Linked DNA regions of Homo sapiens: region 1 is linked to region 2. A link is a contact called in ENCODE Hi-C or POLR2A ChIA-PET data. All regions are on one chromosome and are shown on one strand. Each heading gives the region's core, a stretch centred on a gene start or an enhancer-like site at or near the end of the contact. The rest is flanking DNA. Distances are from core to core; before and after follow the strand shown.

Region 1 (2,872 bases), core at 100-2,599, 150 kb before region 2:
TGTCGAACCTAGAACAGAACAAGAGCATAGTCTCGTTATCCCCGGTAGCCCAACTTTGTCGAAAAACTTACTAGGCTGGGGAATGCGGAGAAGAGTTCAATAGGAAAGAAAGTGAGCTATTGGTTGGAGTCCCAAAGAAGGGGTCCTATATCACCCTTGTGCCCCTTCATCCTCCAGCCAAGTCAGATCAGCTTATAGAGACAAGCTGGGAGAGTCCACTTGCTTGTGAGAAGTAGCAAGGCCCACAGGGCATTCCTGAGGCCACTGTGGCAGGGAAGATCAGGTGGGGCTCTGGCAGTCTGAGGGATGTCCTGTATGCTCAGCATGCTTGGAAGAGTGGCTGGCAAAAGCCTGAGAACAGGAGATCTGGAGGGGCCTCACAGCTAGGAAGCGGGGAGACTATTATATCAGTGGCTGCAGCATAGGCTGCGTGGTTGGAGATACCATTGAGGAGACAGCAACAGTGGACAACCAAAAGGGAATTTATTTTGGTGGATGCTAACATGAAGGGGTTGATGACAGAGCAATGGCACTGATGCCGTGAGCCCACAGAAGCCTTGTGGAACTAACTTGCCACTTCAGGGACAAGGCTGTGGGTGGGGAATGAAGGCAGGGAAAAAATTCATTTGAAAAATGCTCTTTTGGCCTCTCTTGGAGTAGCCTGGCTTTTGTCTCTGCTAACACATCAGACCAGCCCTGTCCTCCCCAGGATTCTCTGGGGACTCTGAGATGTGGTGTAGGGGACAGATTGGATCCCTAATTTGCTGCCGACCTCCTTTCTGCAAACTCTTTGGGCTAGATCAATGTGAGCGCTGCAAGGTGTAAGCAAGGGAAGCCATCATCGATAGCACACCATTTCCACTTTCATTCTGAACTCTTAACTGACACATTTACAGAACCTCTTACAAAAATGAAAAGTTCAAATATCCCTCTGTTGTAAAGAAACAAGATGGGCCCAGTGGAATAGTCCATCTTGTTTCTTTACTCTTTACATTTGGATGAAGAACCACACCATTTGGTCTTGGGATCCACTTGAAAACTCTCCAGGACTCAGATTTCTGTTCTTATTTCTCATAAGGCACAGTGTACGTGTGTCATCCTCTGAGCTGTCTGTGATGTTTTCCACCTGACCACAGCTCATGCTGTGTCTCCCACCATGGTCTGGTCAGGCAAGCTGTGTGTACACTTCTTGAGAAGGCTGATTGTTGTGAAAACCTTTGCCACAGAAACAAAAACGAGGGGCTGCCTCTTTCAGATACATTCGCCAGCAGCTTTTCTCTTATGACCTCTGGAACACAATTGCATCAACTCAGACATGTGACTGGGCAGAAATACCAGCTCAAAGACCATCTGGTTAAGAATGAGGCATACTTCCCAGCTTGGTGGATGGCAAAATGTCAAAATGCCCCAGGGGGATCTGCCTCATCTCTCATTCCTAAAATATTCACAGGCTGACTGTTTCTGACCCAGCCTCAAAAAGGGGGGTTTTCCCTGGCAGAAGCTGAAGTGATCCTGGCCTCAGGTTCTATGTCTTTTGGAGCACTGTCAGGGGCTTCTGTGTTTCTGGAGCTAATCTAAGGAATAAGTGTTGTTTTAGGACAGTCGTAATTCAGTGAAATTTATTGATGCACTCACTAAGTGAGCAGATACTGTCCTGGGGGTAGGGATACTGTTTTAGTCTTCCTGTGCTGCTATAACCAAATACATGAGACTGAATAATTTATGAAAAACAGAAATTTATATTCTCACAGTTCTGGAGGCTGGGAAGTCCAAGATCAAGGCAGGTTCAGTGTCTGGTGAAGGCCACTTGTTCATAGACAGTACCGTCCAGATGTCCTCACTTGGCAGAAGGGACAGAAGAGCGAAAAGGGGACAAACACTGTGTCCTCATGGGCAGAAGAGTGGAAGGGCAAACTTGCCCCTGCAAGCCCTTTATAAGGCACTAATCCATTCATGAGGGCTCCAGCCCCATGGCCTAATCACCTCCTTATAGCCCCACATTTTAATGCTGCTGCATTGTGGATTAAGTTTCAACATGAAATCTGGAGGGGCACAAACATTCAAACCACAGCAGGCACAAAGATAGTCAATTTCTGCTCTTAACAGATCAGGCAACGCGGGGAGGGTCTAAGAGAGGGAGGAAAGAGACAATAGATTAGATGCTGATGACACAGGGTGGCCATGCTATGACAGAGGTAGGTGAGCATAGCAGGGGAGAACAGATGAGGCACACCTCACCCCAGAGGGCTCATGGGAGTGGTGTTAGTAAAGGCTTTTTGAAGAAAAGGATCCTTGGACTCAGTCTTGAAGAAAAAGTTTGGAATTCGCTAGGCAAAGGTTGAGAGATTTCCTAGAAGATGAGATGAGATGTGCAAAGGTGCAGAGGCAAGAGAGGGCCTAGGGCACTGTACCACCTGGAGCGCATGATGAGAGATCAGATTGAAGATGGCAGTGGAGGCCCAGTGATGAAGGGCCATGAATGTAATGCTAACAGCTTGCAATTTGTCCTCTGGGGACAGGGAACCATTGGAAAGAGAGCCATTTTGTCAGTGGAGCGATCTTAAATGTGTGCTTAAGAGAATATATGGAACTGCGGGGACAGATCCCTGAGAGGGAGTGGGAGGTGAAGAATTGGAGAGGCCTTCTAAGATGATGAGGAGTTATATTTGGCAGAGCTGGGTGGGTGGGTGGGTGGGTGGGTGTGGAGTAGAGAGCATGGGCCAAGGAAGACTCCAGGTTTCTGGCGTGGGTGACTGAGGACAGTGCTGTTGGCAAACGGGAAGGCCAGAGGATAGATGGTTTGTTTTCTTTTTTAGTGGAGAAGCTGATGAATGCCTTGAACACACTGAACCGGGGGAACCTGTGGGCCATC
Region 2 (2,700 bases), core at 47-2,546:
GCTCAGTTCCCTCATCTGTAAAATGGAGCTAATTCCTCACAAGACCTTTTGCAAGAAAAATGTATGTGAATGTCTGGAGCACACATTAAATACTCAAAAAAGTTGTTGTGGGTGAGGGGAGGAGTGAGGGGAAGAGAGATTGATTTAAGGTCAGATCTGTTTGTTTATCATGAGTTCCCTGGTAACAAGCAATGGAGATGGGAGTTTGCTCAGAGCCGTCAGCATCCAGCTGTGAAAGGGAAACACTCAGGCTCTTTTAACTTTGAGAATGTTGACATAAATTACAAAACCAAGAAGGACAAATGGCAATTTGCTGCTGTCAGTATTATAAACATCAGTGTGAGGGTGGACAGTTTAGCTCAGATGAGTCATTCCGGGTCTGTCCTGTCTTGTCCAGAAGCTTCACTTGCATAAGATGGGGTACCATTGGCAGAGGAAAGAAGCAAGCTAAGGACCCAGTCTGTCTTCTTACTGCTGGAAATAGTGGCAGTGGCTGGGCTGTCCCAGGGTTTATTCACTGTTACAAGGTTCTGAAACTTTAGGGGGTATAAAACTCAAGTGGGGAACTTGTTAAAAGGGCACCTTCCAAAGCCTTATTCACAAACATTTCAATTCAGTAGGTTGTTGGTAGGGCCCAGGAATCTGCTTGTTTTCTGGCTCTCTAGGTACTTCTAACACAGGTGCTTAGAAACTACACTTTGAAAAAGACAATTCCAGTGAGATTGGGCAGAGTAAAGTTTCCGTGTAGGAGGAGCTGCCTCTGCCAGGCTTTTCCCCAGCATTATGGTTTGCTTCTAAAAAGGAAGCAAACAACCAGAAAACAAAAAAGCCAAATTTGCTTTATTTTGAGTCAAAGCACCACTTAATAACTTGTGTCAATTGTTTCTCACAACACTGCATGAAAGACTTAATATTAATTCCATTTGACATTAGAGGAGTCGGGGACTTTTGGTGCAAGCATGAATTAGAGGCAAACATTGCACAGGTTCTTCAGTTTGTCTCCAGCCATCTGGGTATTGCTAAACACATCTGTTTCTTCTCTTGGAGAGGATGCCCCAGTGTTGTCACATGATTTAAATTATGGCAAGAGTGGAGGTTCCGTTTGTCCACTTCCCTGGTTTGCAGGGATGGCTCGGGGGAGCCTTGCTTTGCCGTGACTGGCATTCATCCAGGGCCCGGGCATTTAACTCTGAATTTTGATTTGGGCATTTGCCTGGTGTGATATTCTGCCAGGGCCTTCCCAGTCTGTTCTCTGCTGTTTTGCTCCTGAAGATTTATGGCTAATGAAGGGATAAAGAAAGGTCGTGGCGAGAGGCGGCAGCATGTGGTGGTGACTCATGGTCTGGGCCTGGTGTGGAGCCAGTTTGGGTGGAACGCTCCACTGGCTGCTGTGCCTGTTTTCACGTGGCTCTTTGCCACAGCCCTGCAGGAGGCAGTTTCTTGCCTGTCTCTGGTCAGAGAGGCCTGGTGATTCTGCCTGTCTCCTGCTGTTATGGACTCAGGTCAGGGCACTAAAGCCTGGCGGCCTTTTGACAAACAGTCTCACAAATGGGAGCTCAGGAGACAGTGGGATGGGCCGGTCCTGGGAAGGGCTCCAAAGCCACTCCAACGTGGGGGACACAGTAGCAGCATGGGCCGAAGGAAGTCAAGTGAAGCTACTAGCAGGACAGGGTTTCTCAGCCTTGGCACTGTTGACATTTTGGACAAGATAATTCTTTATTGCGGGGCTGCACTGTGCATTGTAGGATGGTGAGTGGCATCCCTGGCCCCTACTCACTAGAGGTTAGTAGCCCCACAGCCCCTCTCAGTTAATGCAACCAGCAAAATCACCCCTGGTTGAGAACCACTGTGGTAGGTTGGGTTCCAGGCATGTGGCCAGGGTTAAGAAGATCCATCCACCATCCTGTTTTTATTGAGTACTTACCACGTGGCAGGCATTCTTTGCATTCATTATCTCATTTAATCCCCATAACAACCCTAAGATGAAGGAACTCTATTGCTCCCATTTTCTGGATAAGAAAACTGAAGTTTATAAAAGTAACTTGCCCAAGGTCACATAGTGTGGGGCTCATATATGTGTCAGATGCCCTTTCCTCACCCTGTGGCCATATGTAATGAAGCCATAATATGGAAGCCTGGGAGAAAAGCTGCAATGCGTGACAACAGCTGGCATGTAGTGTAAGGGGGTGCTGCCTGTTGAGCTCCAGGGCTGAGATTGAGGAGTCTAATTACAAACCCTGTGGAGATAGTTAAGGGCTTACATGAACTTGAATACCAGGTGGATGATTCAGATAGAGATGGAGCTACTGGAAATGCCATGTAGGTTGGGGGTTGGTTGCAGGTAAACTTTTACCTATGCCCAACTGTTGTCCCTCACTTGTTCATGACACTGGATCCCCTGAGATATGACTCCTGATGTGAGCCCAAATGTGCTTTTTCCACTTCAAATACTGCTCATTGGACTGGGGTCTCTCACCCCAACCTCCATTCCTCCTTAGGGACCAGCCCTTCTCTTGCCTGAATCTTAGCTTCTTCCACTGACACCACGCTGCCTTGGGTTGGGACATGCCTGAGCTATGACATGTACATTGAAATGACTAGACAACACGAGGTTGCTCGTCACCTCTGGCACAGTAAAGACCCTGGGACATGACAACTGAAGCTGGTGTGATCTCCAGTGCATGTAAAATACTTGTAGTT

The links. Hi-C counts contacts between places; a loop is a spot of excess contacts on that map. ChIA-PET counts read pairs that join two places held with the same protein, here RNA polymerase II (POLR2A). Pooled maps may share reads with other maps.
Region 1: a loop to region 2 is called in a map of mammary epithelial cell, with 2.6 times the contacts of the local background. The contact joins two enhancer-like sites. A Hi-C loop is called at or near these places in 1 of 168 maps with a recorded cell type or tissue (mammary epithelial cell) and 1 of 50 pooled maps. POLR2A ChIA-PET finds 5 or more read pairs at or near these places in 2 of 52 experiments (AG04450 and MCF 10A).

Annotation. Positions count from the first base shown.
Region 1 is chr4:128,240,387-128,243,258 of GRCh38, forward strand. No RefSeq gene overlaps it. Among named protein-coding and RNA genes, the nearest start is that of PGRMC2, 46 kb to the right of the region's middle. Within about 2 kb of position 1,350, at least 6 of the 41 ENCODE cell types and tissues checked have a DNase peak (open chromatin) inside an H3K27ac peak, as active enhancers do.
Region 2 is chr4:128,385,860-128,388,559 of GRCh38, forward strand. No RefSeq gene overlaps it. Among named protein-coding and RNA genes, the nearest start is that of LINC02615, 41 kb to the right of the region's middle. RefSeq lists an enhancer at 1,811-2,700. Within about 2 kb of position 1,297, at least 27 of the 41 ENCODE cell types and tissues checked have a DNase peak (open chromatin) inside an H3K27ac peak, as active enhancers do.